Linked DNA regions of Homo sapiens: region 2 is linked to region 1. A link is a contact called in ENCODE Hi-C or POLR2A ChIA-PET data. All regions are on one chromosome and are shown on one strand. The core of a region is the stretch at or near the end of the contact, and the rest is flanking DNA. Distances in the headings are between cores, read along the strand shown.

The links. A loop is a pair of places that touch in the nucleus more often than their neighbours do. ChIA-PET counts read pairs that join two places held with the same protein, here RNA polymerase II (POLR2A). Pooled maps may share reads with other maps.
Region 2: a map of CD8-positive, alpha-beta T cell shows a loop between it and region 1 (33-fold over the local background). The contact joins two enhancer-like sites. A Hi-C loop is called at or near these places in 8 of 168 maps with a recorded cell type or tissue (CD4-positive, alpha-beta T cell, CD4-positive, alpha-beta memory T cell, CD8-positive, alpha-beta T cell and 2 more), 2 of 37 single-sample maps with no recorded cell type and 13 of 50 pooled maps. POLR2A ChIA-PET finds 5 or more read pairs at or near these places in 2 of 52 experiments (WTC11 and activated CD4-positive, alpha-beta T cell).

What each region holds. Positions count from the first base shown.
Region 1 is chr12:80,047,898-80,054,687 of GRCh38, reverse strand. No RefSeq gene overlaps it. Among named protein-coding and RNA genes, the nearest start is that of OTOGL, 48 kb to the left of the region's middle. Within about 2 kb of position 1,492, at least 8 of the 41 ENCODE cell types and tissues checked have a DNase peak (open chromatin) inside an H3K27ac peak, as active enhancers do.
Region 2 is chr12:80,267,362-80,273,499 of GRCh38, reverse strand. It overlaps OTOGL (otogelin like), which reads right to left. Exons shown (of 59, transcript NM_001378609.3): 23 at 3,346-3,398; 24 at 1,690-1,852. Among named protein-coding and RNA genes, the nearest start is that of OTOGL, 170 kb to the right of the region's middle. Within about 2 kb of position 4,384, at least 2 of the 41 ENCODE cell types and tissues checked have a DNase peak (open chromatin) inside an H3K27ac peak, as active enhancers do.

The DNA of each region.
Region 1 (6,790 bases), core at 243-2,742:
ATGGCACAAACATATGAGGATTTACTTGCCATTCAATAATAGTTTCATTGCATTAACCTGAATAAATAAGAAACATGGTTGCTCTCCGCACCATGACCCACTAGCAAGGCAAACATAGAGAGCAATAGGTTTTCCTGATGCTCCACAAGTCACACAAACTAGGCAAATGCCCATTCCATGCGTACTCTTGCAAAGCCTGTACATTTTTTTTTTTTTTTTTTTTTGAGACGGAGTCTTGCTCTGTCGCCCAGGCTGGAGTGCAGTGGCGCGATCTCGGCTCACTGCAAGCTCCGCCTCCCGGGTTCACTCCATTCTCCGGTCTCAGCCTCCGGAGTAGCTGGGAAGCCTGTACGTTTTTTAATGGAAGTCACTATTCAGATAAATCAGACATTTAGACTTCAAGAGGTGTAAGAATTCCTCAAACTGACCACAGGTTGTTCTGGGAAGAGTATCTGTGATAGATGGGTAAGAGGAGATGATTACACAGATTCTTGCATGAGTAAAAAAATCTGATTCTCTTAACTACTCAGTTCAATTTCAGAAGAAAAGCTTGTCGGTATCAAATGAGTTAGTTCTTTCTTGATAAATTAGAGAAATCTTACCTTGACAGAAGAGTAGACACATTATATTCTCAGTTGTGTAATGGCATCACTGGATTCCAGGGCACTCACTGATAGAAAGTTTTATATGCCATTTTCATGGGGGGAAAAGTCCTTAATGGTATGTCTCACCTAAAAGGGAAAAGTTGCAGTTTGGCAGGTTTGGAAACTTTGTGACTACGGAGCTAGAATTAAAAACTTGCACTAAAGAGAGAAAAAGTATAAAATATGCTCTTTCTCTCTCTCTCTCTCCTCCATCCCCATATATTATTCAAAATAAGGGCTTTGTTTTCGGTTTTGGTGTTTTCATTTTCTAACCTCTTAATAAATTACCTGATGCTTTTGCTCAGACCGTTCTCAAAATAGGGATCACAAATTAAAATACCTACAAGGGTTAGGCAGATAAAGCAAAGGAGTGAAGTCATTTCTGTCAAATTTAACAAAATGTTCAGTGGGGAGGACTTGGCAGCTTGTAGACTGCATGACCCATTGAAGCGTCTTAGCAAGTACTCACCTCCAGTCAGTTGTCACATACAGAAATGCTGGCTTAGTGTTGCCAAATATACAAATTTTCAAGATAAACAGTAAATCTGAATTTTTATGTACTGTCTCCTGGATTTTAAATTTGGCCACATTTCAAACATTATTTGGAAATGTGTGGGGACTTCTAATCAAGATGGTTTAGTGAGTTCGTAAATTACCACACCCCTCTGTTCTAAACATTCAGCCATGATTGGAAATATATAAAAAGATAAAAGCATTATGACATTAGCTGGGTACAAAATCAAGATAAACATCTCCATGGACCAGAAAAAGAACAGAAAGCCAACGCAGTGAGCAAGGCTCAGAGAGATGACTGGCCAGAACTGGGCACTCTGCCTGAAGCTGCAGCTGGGTTGGGACTTCCAAAAACACGTAGGCAGTTTAAAAAACAGTTCACTTGCTGTTAGGAACTGTGGCTTACTGGGACTCATTGGACCTGAGAAAGTGGGAGAAAAAAGACACTGCCTTGAAACAAGGACCACGATTTCCAAATATAGATCAGGAGCCCTAGAACAACTCTACAGATTTTCTAGATATCGCTTACCCAACTTGTAGGATAATACCTTAATCATAACTTTTCATTCATCTACTCAATCATGTATTCAACAACTATTTCTTGAGCAGCTACTAAATGCTGGGCAGTGTTCTGGGTGCTGGAGAAAAATGAGTGCACAAAACGAAGTCCCTATCCTATTGAGTTTACACTTTAGTTGAGGGAGAGGGGCCAGTGTGGGAAACAGATCACAAATAAACAAGTGAATACATAATGTCTGAGGGTGGAACTGCTAGGAAGAGAAAATAAGCTAAGGTAAAGGGGAAGAAAAACATCAAAGAGGGAAGGAAGGATGCTGTTTTATAAAGAGAGCTAGAGAAGACCTAGTGAGAATGTGATATTTAAGGGAGCCAGTTATAATGACATGGGAGACAAGTGTCCCAGGCAGATGGCACAGGAAGTTCAAAGGCTTTAAGGTAGAGACATGCAGGGTAGGCTCAAGGAATAGCAAGGAGATGAGTGTGATGAGAGGAGTGAGTAAGAAGAGTGGTAGGAGCAAAAGTTAGAATTGGAGCAGAAGGCCAGATCACATAGAACCTTCAAAGCCATTTCCATGTTTGTGACTTTTTATTCCCAGTGAGATGAGAGACCACTGTGGGGGTTAGAGGTGAAGAGAAACATAATATAACTAATGTATTAAAAAGATAACTAGGACAGCCTTGGTGAGAAAGGACTGGAGTGAAGGACAAGGAGCACGGAAAGAGGCAAGGAGACAAATTAAAAGCCTATTTAAGCAATCCAGACCAGAGATGATGAGGGCTTGGACCAGGAGGGAAGCAGTGGAGGTGGGGAAACGTTGTTATGGTCTGAAGTTATGTTGAAGACAGAGACAAGAGGATTGTTGTTGGATCAGAAGGATAGTGTGAAAGAAAGAGGGGAGTCAGAAATTATCCCAGATTTTTTTAAAGAGAACTATAAAAACTATAAAACTACTAGAAGAAGACATAGGGTAAACACTCCAGGACTTTAATCTAGGCAAAGATTTTATGGGTAATAACCTCAAAAGCACAGGCAACAAAACCAATAACAGGCAAATGGGACTGTATTAAACTAAAAAGCTCCTGCAGGGCAAAAGTGAACAATTAACAGAGTAACGAGGCCACCTATTGAATGACAGAAAATATTCCCAAACTACTCATCTCACAAGATGCTAGTATCTAGATTAAACAAGGAACTCAACCCAAAAGCAAAAAATAGAAACAAAAACAAATAATCCCCTTGAAAAATGAGCAAAGAACATGAATAGACATTTCTCAAAAGATATACAAATGGCCAACATATACATGAAAACATGCTGAATGTCACTAGTCATTAGGGAAATGCAAATCAACGCCACAATGAGATATTATCTTACCCCAGTTAGAATGGCTATTATCAAAAAGACAAGAAATAACAATGCTGATTAGGATGCAGAGAAAAGGGATCTGTTACACACTTTTGGTGGGAATGTAAAGTAGTACAGTCTCTATGGAAAACAATATGGAAATTTATAATAAAAAAAAACCTAAAAACAGAACCACGATATGATCCAGCAATCCCCTCTACTGGGTATTTATCCAAAGGAAAAGAAATCAATATCTCAAAGGAATACCTGTACCTTCATGTTTGTTGTAGCACTATTCACAATAGCAAAATATGTAATCAACCTAAGTGTCCAGAAACAGAATGGATGCAGAAATTGTGATAAACACACACACACACATACACACAATGAAATACTAGTCAGCCATTAACAAAAATGAAATCCTGCCATTTGCTGCAACATGGATGGAACTGAAGATCATTATGTTGAGTGAAATAAGCCAAGCACAGAAAGACAACTATTACATGTTCTCACTCATCTGTGGGAGTTAAAACAATTGATCTTATGGAGGCAGAGAAGAGTGATAGTTACCAGAGGTAGGGAAGGGCTTGTAAGGGTTGGGGAGGATAAGAGACTGATTAATGGGTATAAACATACAATTAGATAGAATCAATAAAATCTAATGTTCTATGGTAGAGTAGTTATAGTTAAAAGCAATGTATTATATACTTCAATATAACTACAAGATTCAATATAACTACAAGAGAGGACTTAAAATGTTCCTAACACATAGAAATGATTAACACATGAGGTGATGGATATCCTAAACACTTTGACTTCATCATTACACACCCTATGCATGTAACAAAATATTACATGAACCCTACAAATATTTACAAATATTGTGTATCGATTAAAAATCAGCCTATGAATAATCATTAAAAAAGAGAGATGGCGTCTTTATAGGTTGCCCATGCCGAAGTGTAGTGGCTGTTGAGGCTGAATCATTGCACACTACAGCTTCAAACTCCTAGGCTCTAGCAATTCTCCACCTCAGCCTCCCAAGTAGCTGGGACTACAGGCAAGTGCTACCACGCTTGGCTACAACTCCAGACTCTTTGGCCTCTGTAGCTGGAAGACTGATATTGCCATTTTCTGAGATTGGAAAGTATGAAAAAGAGTAAGGTTTGAGGTTGGAAGTTGGATAAGAATCAGAGTTGAAGATGTGGGCTTGTGAAGTTTGTGGTATATAGAATATATCCAAGTGGAAATTTCAAGTAGGAATCCCAAGGGAGAGGTCCAGGTTATGGGAAAAAATGTAGAGGTCATCAGTAGATTAATGGAATTTAAATCCATGAGACTAAACAAGATCAGAAAGGGAGAGCATGTATATTTACGAGTAAGTCCAAGTAGCACACTCCAATCACACAATCTGAGAAGACTTTAACAAAGGGTCTATTTAAATAGTGTGGCAGAATTTCGATAAAGAATAAAGGATGATGTATTACCCCAACACCAGGCAGCCTAATGGGTCCAGGGGAAGGAGGAATTACCAGAAACCCAGAGAAGGTAGCTGAATAGAGATGCTCCCCTTGACAAGAGCTGTAACCTTTAGTCAAGGGAGGCAACCCAGCAGTAAGGAGGCTAGAGGAAGCAATACTCTATCCCACTCTCCTCCTAAGCTCCAACAGAAAGTCAAGGGCAAAGAAGCTGTTGATATGGTGTGCTTGAATCACCTCTTAGAGCACAAACCAAAGAAGAGGAGGGGAGAAAGAAAATATGGGGAGGCAAATAAAAGAGATCCAAGCACAATCAATAAACAGGAAAAGAGACCCAAGAATTGAGCCCTAGGGAATTCCTGTTTTGTTTTGTTTTGAGACGGAGTTTCGCTCTTGTTGCCCAGGCTGGAGTGCAATGGCACAATCTCGGCTCACCGCAACTTCTGCCTCCCAGGTACAAGCGATTCTCCTGCCTTAGCCTCCCGAGTAGATGGGATTACAGGTGCCTGCCACCATGCCCAGCTAATTTTTGTATTTTTAGTAGAGACAGGGTCTTGACATGTTGGCCAGGCTGGTCTTGAACTCCTGACCTCAGGTGATCCACCCGCCTCGGCCTCCAAAGGGAATTCCAGTTGTAAAGGTCAAACAGATGAGGAGTGTGGTAGGAAGAATTGTAAGATGACCCCCTAGAATTTCTACTCCTTGGTGTTGATGGCTTGTATGGTCCTGCCCCTTGAGTGTGGCAGGACCTGTGACTTGCTTGTAGACAACAGGGTATGGCAATGTTGAAGGGATTTCAAGATGAAATCAAGATCCAAATTAATTGTTTTGAGTTAATCAAAAGGAGATGTTCCTGGTGGGTTTGACTTAACCAGGCAAAAGGTCTTAAAAGGGGGGATGGGGAGGGGACTAGGTTGACCTTGATGTAAGAGACTCTCTTTGTGGTCTTGAAGTATGCAGCTATGCTGGAAAAGCCAGTGTAGCAAGGAATTAGTGTGATCTCTAGGATCAAGAGTGGTCTTCAGCCAACAACCTCCAAAGAGCCAGGCCCTCAGTCATTCATCCACAAGAAAATTATTTTGCCAATGGCCTGAGTGAATTCAGAAGCAGAATCACCTCCAGTTGAGCCTCCAGGTAAGAATGCAGTCCAGCCATATCCTTGATTACAGTCTTGTATGACCTTGATCCAAAGGCCCAGTTAGACTATGCCCTGACTCCTGACTCATAGAAATTGTGAGATAATGTATCTGTTTAAAGCCCACTAAATTTTTGGTAATTCCTTACACAACAAGAGAAAACTAATATAAGAAGAAACCAGCAAAAAAGACTGAGAAGAAGAACCAGGGAACAGGAGAACCAAGAAAGTGGCATTCCAGAAGTAAATTGAAGAAAATATTTCAAGAAGAGAGTTACAGTTGTGGCAAATGCTTCTGATGGTTCCAGTCAGATGATAACAGAGAACTGATCATTAGAATTTAATTGCATGGAAGTAACTGGTAGCTTTAACAGGTAGATGAGGAAAAAAGCCTGATTAAAGTGGATCCAAGAGAGAACGGAGAGAAAAAAAAGTGAGCTGCTGACTATAAATTTTTCAATAAGTTTTGCTATCATAGAGAAATGTGGCAGTAGCCAGAGGCAAATGTGGGGTCGAGGGAGGGTTCCTTCACAATAAGAGATATTGTACTATTTTTGAAGGCTCATTGGGGTTACCAAATAGAGAGGAGGTAAATGATGACAGAAGAAAGAGAGGCAGAATTCGTTGAAGTTATGTACTTACATAGGCAAGAGGGTATAGGAATTAGTGCACAGGTGGAATTAGACCTGGACAGTTGAGAAATAACAGTAAGAGAGAAGTCAGATTCCTTGGGTCCAGATCCTAAAACGAAATATTTAAGAATAGAAAAGTAAAGAACAATCTCACTCATAAACACTTATGTAAATATTCTAAATAAAATAGGATATAGTAGAAAGCTAAATTCACCAATGTTTTAACATTTTGGGGGAGATGTAATTCACACATCATAAAATTCACCCTTAAGTGTACCATTCAGTGGCTTTTAGTGTAGTAACAAAATTGTACAACCATTACAACTTCCAGAACGTTTTTGTCACCCCAGTAGAAATCCCATATCCATTAGCCCTATGGAAATCCCATATCCCTCACAGTCCCTACTCCCAGTCCTTAGAAACCATTGATCGACTTTCTGTCTTCATGGATTTGCCTATTCTGGACATTTAATAGAAGTGAAATCATACGTGACCTTTTGTGACTGGCTTCTTTCATTTAGAATCA
Region 2 (6,138 bases), core at 3,135-5,634, 220 kb before region 1:
AGGTACTTCGGCTTATAAGGAGGGCCAGCATAGAAGCCATTTCCATCTGACTTTTCCTCTATACTATTCTCCATTTCTTCAATCCACAGTGATTTCTCAATTAGGGTTATGTGGTCCTTTTACAGTCAATAAACTGCTGGCACTGTTAGGAGCCACATGAAACAAGTCACACTGGACTATTTTGCCAAAATGAGCCAGACAAGGTCACATAGAAGACAGGGCAAATCACATTACCATAAACAATATTGTAGGAGAAGGCTATCTTAATAAAATATTTCCAAATCTGTCAGAGGCCTCTAAGTCAATTCCACCCACATTTATTTCAATACAGTCAGAGAAGGTAGGAGGAAATCTCCTTAACGTTTTGTAATGAGATTTAGCCAGTAAATAAATCACTGTCCAACTAAATATCAAAGGTGACAGTAAATATATTTTAAAAGATAATAGCTCAAGCACAGCATATAAAACAAAATTAGGATATGGCTTTAATTAGCCATGCATTCCTAAGAGTCACAATCAAATCAAATAAATCAAGCAATGTTGTGGGTTTTAATTATTCTATTTCCCTTCTCCTTTTTACTAAAATGTCTTTCTTGCTTATCTGCTCTATGGCCTTATTTCTACCTGTCTTTATTTTCCCAGCCACAGGCACTTGTTCTTTTGTGACCTTCTTGTCTCTGCCTCCTATGTCCTTTCTTTCTAAAGAGATTAATGCCAGTTCCAAGTTACTTGGCTCTTCAACCTATTCCAGATGGGGGCCATTTAGACAAATGCGATTCTCCTGGGAAACAAACCACAAGACCTCGCTCTTCTTTGCCCCTGGTTTATATGAGCTGATCCCAGGAATCCCTTTGTGTGAACATGTTCATTGAGGAAGAATGGGTGACCTGTTTGCCTTAGATGGCACTCCCTCTGCACAGCCTCTATTTCATTACCAGAAGAGGGAGGGCCAGGGAGGCCAGATTATATGTGTGCCTGTGAGGAAGCCAATAGCCACAAGATTCTGTGTTTGTCTTTCACGTGCACTAGGCATTTCTGCAATGGAAGAATATTTATGAAGATAGGAGTAGAATATATGCTGCCACAAAATAGTGGCTCATATTTTTAAATACACACACACACACACACACACACACACACACACACACACACACACATCACAATGCCTAATTGAGGCTTAAAAAGAACTTGCAGAAAAATCACTCCACTAACAGTGTCAGGGCTGGGATTTGAGCAGTGGTGTGTCTGATGCCAGAGCTCCCACTCTTACCCACTGCCCTTTGTAGCCTCAATACACTATTTTCTTTAAGATAAAACAGTTGGCATCACTATTACAACTTCACATCAATACCAGTAACTGCACAACAGAATATTTAAAAATGCACTTGAAGAGTGTTTTGAATGAAGAGTGATTAATTGTGTCACTTTCTCAAAATTGCAGTTTCATCAGGGGAGAAATTCCAGCTTCATCCAGAAATGAGTTTTCTCCTCAATTCAGTGTATTACATTAATAATATTTCACAATGTCACATGAGCCAAGCAAAACAATCACAATAGTCTTCTAGCTACCAACCCAGTTAACCACTAGTCAGAACAACAATTCTGGCTATTTCTATAAAGAATGTTTTCAGGAGATATTGTGCTTTCAGGCAAATCCTGAATGTTCTGTATTATGAAGAAGAGGCTTACCCTGGAGCACAAACACAGCCACTTATACAGGGTGAGGATGGGGTGCAGGTGAAGTTCATGGCTAGGTTTGCACATGTAGTCTCACAATTAACACCACCAGCTGGTAATTCAGGGTCAGGAAACCTGCAGTCGAAATACTCTTTTCCCTCTGGGCAGATGTGAACTTCAGATATAAGCACAGACAAAATGTCCTTAACTTTTTGTCATGGCATGGGAGATATGAACACCAAAATTCATAAAATAGGTTTATTCTAAACCTATTTTGAGTTTGAGAATGTTAGCTGCCTTCCATAAGACAGTAACTAACTAGAATATAATTTTCTGAAGTCAAAAAACAAGATATTTTTATTAATTCATACATATATTATCAATTTTTCAGCATATGTTATCAATTTTTAAGCATAATGTAAAAGCATTGTGGCTTTTACAAAGCTACAATGAACACACGATTATTCTAAATCTTGCTTCACCTCAAGTCATTGTTTATATCAGTTCTCACTATACCACAGAAGTGCAGAAGTAGACATAACTATAGTCAGGACAGGGGCTCCATATTCTTCCAGAAAGCTTTTGGGCTCTTAGAGATCAAATAAATTGCCTCAAGTGGGGCCAAAGGGATAAAATCCCGTGGGTTCCTCTGTGAGAAGGCTAGCCACCTGGGCTTCCCTTCATTGAATCAAATGGGGGCGAGTCACCCTGAAAGAAATGGGGCAGAGTCAGGATGGCCCTGTAGCTACCGAATGTGTGTGGTCCATAAACATGTCTTGTAAAGAAGCCCTAGGCTTGTCTGAATCCTTGTAAAGTAAATTCAGGGCATGTAATTCAAAGCTCTTTAATAATAATATATACCAGGCCATTCAAATACATAACAAAGCAATAATAGCTTACAATTACTTTTATTAGCCTACACTCTTCCTGCCCATTAAAATCTATGAAAGCAAGTATTGTTTATTATGTGCCTAGAATTTGCCCATAGTAACTGAGAATTTGAGGCTCTTTATATGATGAAAATAAATAATATATATGGTCCTAATACATAAGATCTTAGGAAAGGTATTTAAAATGACATTCTGAAGGGATAACAGTGGATGTCATTTTACATGCATTGTTAAATTTATTGCTACTAGTCCCAGAGCCATGCTACTCATAATGCAGCCCAGGAACCAGAAGTATTAATGTTATCTTGGTCACTGATAGAAATGTAGAATTTCAGGTATCACCCCTGACCTAATGAATCAGAATCTGCATTTTAACAAGATCCCCATATGTGCACACTAAAATCTGAGAAGTGAAGGTCTAAAATAGATTTTCCCAATTTCTGTCCCACAAATGGGTTACAACACTTGCCTAGATACATATCCCTAAAGTCCTTGGGATGCCTGAGGTGGTCCTGTGGTAGGCAGCATCTAGGCAGCATCCCTGGGTTGACCTGCTCCGCCCCTGAGCTGACTTATATGTTCAACCCAGACTGTCCTAAAAATATTATAATTTTCAATGTGGAAAAAGTTAAGAAGCACTGGAACACCATGTTGAAGAACATTCCCAAGGCTATAGCCATGCACATTGGGAAGAAGAGGTGATTGATGACTTCTGCCAGGAGTGGAGGTGGTATCAGAGCTGAACCCTCATTCAGGAAAACATCTTTTAAGATCTTACCAGCAGAGGGCGTTGCTAATTCATCACATTTCACAGTCCCATTTGAACACTGGCTAGAAGTAAATAAATAGTTAATTTATGGAACCAAATCTGTTGTTTTTTTTTTTTTCCCTGAATTTCGACAACAATCTAACGTACAAGAATTGATTGAGTACATTATACAAATGTTATTTTTCCCACAGAAGTTTTTACAAGCTGTTGGGTTAGGTCCAATTTCAGGAACGCTATTTCAACACAACACTTTTTATCAAACACCTATAAGTGTGGAGCATTGGGATAGGCATGGGAGACATGAACATCAAAATTCATAGTTCTTACCATAATTTGTCTCACAGAAGGGGAAGACACACAAATAAATAATGTATGCAGTGTGACACATGCAACATAGAAATATGTTAAGAGATAGAAGTAAAACAAAGAAAAAATGTTTTTAAAATCTGTTGGCAACCAACATCAGGGAATCAAAGGAAGTAAAGTCTGAACAGTTTTGAAGAGTGGATGGAGGTTATGGCACACCTAAGGTAGGAAGGCTATAACACTCAGTGGAAACACATAAACCATGAAGAAGTAAAGCAGCATTCTACATAGCAAAGTGCAATGCAGGAAGGGACAGGCTGTGAGAATGCCAAAAGAGGCAGAGGCTAGCTCCTAGAAGATGCTAAGATTTTACCCCTGAGGTGAGCCATTGAAGACCTAAGCAGAAAAGTGATATGGTTGCTTTGAATCATTTTGGCAGCAGCATTGAAGATAGGGTGGAGTCACAGCTTCCTTGCAACTTACATTCTAAAGTCAGAGTATAAGGCAAGAGCCACATATAGGAAAAATTAGCCTTGAAAATCCCTGAAGAAGATAACATGATGGAAAACAACACATTAGTTCTCAATAACTCCAATACAGTTTTTCTTTCAGCTTTGGACCAGATCATATGTTCTATATTTAAGCCCAGATGAAGAAGCTGAATCACATATACAGTCCACATCACATAAAAAATATGCAATGCATAGTTGAACACTAGAATAACACTCAGAGGTGTGATTCACCACTGAGTGAGTCACTTCTGATTGAATTTGCTCACACTTTGAATAGCACAGAGGAACTGAGACAGACAGGTCTCAGATCACATATCCAGGTCTTCCATATCATACTTATTCTGGGACAAAGGCTTTTAAAAAGGAATGGCTAACAAAGTCACTATATTAAGTGAATTTTGATTTTTTTTCATTGAGGAGGGATGGTTACTTTTTTTTTTTTTTGCTAAGTTTACATACATTAATCATGTTAAATCCAAAAAGACAGGACACCTCGGCAGAATGAAAGAGGGGAAAAACTAGAGGCAAGAACACCAGAGAGGAAGGTCCAGGGAAGAGAAAATGAGACACACTGATTGCTAAAGCAGTGATGATGGAAAGGAAGAAATGGCTTTTGACTACGCGTAGAAAGTAAAATCAAGTAAAATCCAAAGTTGCTGGGTATTTACTGATTAGGTGTTTTGAGCAAGAGGAAAGAGTCGAAAATGATTCCTGGAGCTCTGGCTTGGGAAACTGTGTGAATAATAGTACTGCGTACCACAGAAAGATCCAAGAGCTAGTTGCCACTGTGTCTTGATGTGGATAGGAAAAAAGGTGGAGATAAAGACAAAGGTAAATTGAGCATAATCAATATTCTGCTGTGAATACAAAAATCAGCTGCAGAGCAAAGTAGGCAGGAGACAAGCACTGCCGAGCCAGGTTGCCTGGGACTAACTCCCAGCTTTAGTATCAGGTTCCTTAGCCACCTGTATCCCATTTTCCTCACCTGTAAATCAGGATAAAACAACATTGCCTATCTCTTAGGGTTATGGTGATGAGTAAGTATTTTAATAATAGATATTAAACACTTAGAATGGTGCCAGCACAAAACAAGGTACACAGTAATGGTTAGAAATGATTATTATTGTTATTATCTACTGTCTATTATTATCTGTTGGTACCTATGGGGCAACTAAAAAGGGGAGGTTAGGAATTATATGTAAGTATGGACTGCTGCATGGACGTGCCTAGATTTTCAACAGAAAATTTATAACCAGAATGAGTGTTATCCTATGATTAAGTGTTATCTTTCTAGTATTGATGGGCCTGGGGAGGAGGCACACTTACTACTGTGCAGGACATTTTTCAAATCTATTTTGAAATTGCTTTTTTTTTTGAGCCTATTCAGTAATACTGTTGTATTTAAACACGTACTTCACCCCTAACTTCTATCTAATAACAAAAAATGATCAAAGGACTTTCATTTCACTGTGAGGTACTTAAATTCATAACTCCTTTCTGCAGTTATGAGTACAAAACTTGGTTATTTCACTTTGAAATGTCATATATGCATGTATTATGTATATATGTGTTTGTACATATATATACAATCACATGATTATAATATATTTAAAGATTACATTGTTATCTTTATTTTTTAATTACAGAAGTCATATTTCAACTTACAGTTTGGGTTAAAAAAACCAAACACTGCATGTTCTCACTCATAAGTGGGAATTGAACAATGAGAACACTTGGACACAGGAAGGGGAACATCATACACCGGGGCCTGTTGTGGGGTGGGGGGAGGGGGGAGGGATAGCATTAGGAGATATACTCAATGTAATGTAAATGACGAGTTAATGGGTGCAGCACACCAACATGGCACACATGTATACATACGTAACAAACCTGCACGTTGTACACATATACCCTAGAACTTAAAGTATAATAAAAAAATATATATATATATATAAAAGAAAGAATTATATTAGAACATACATCA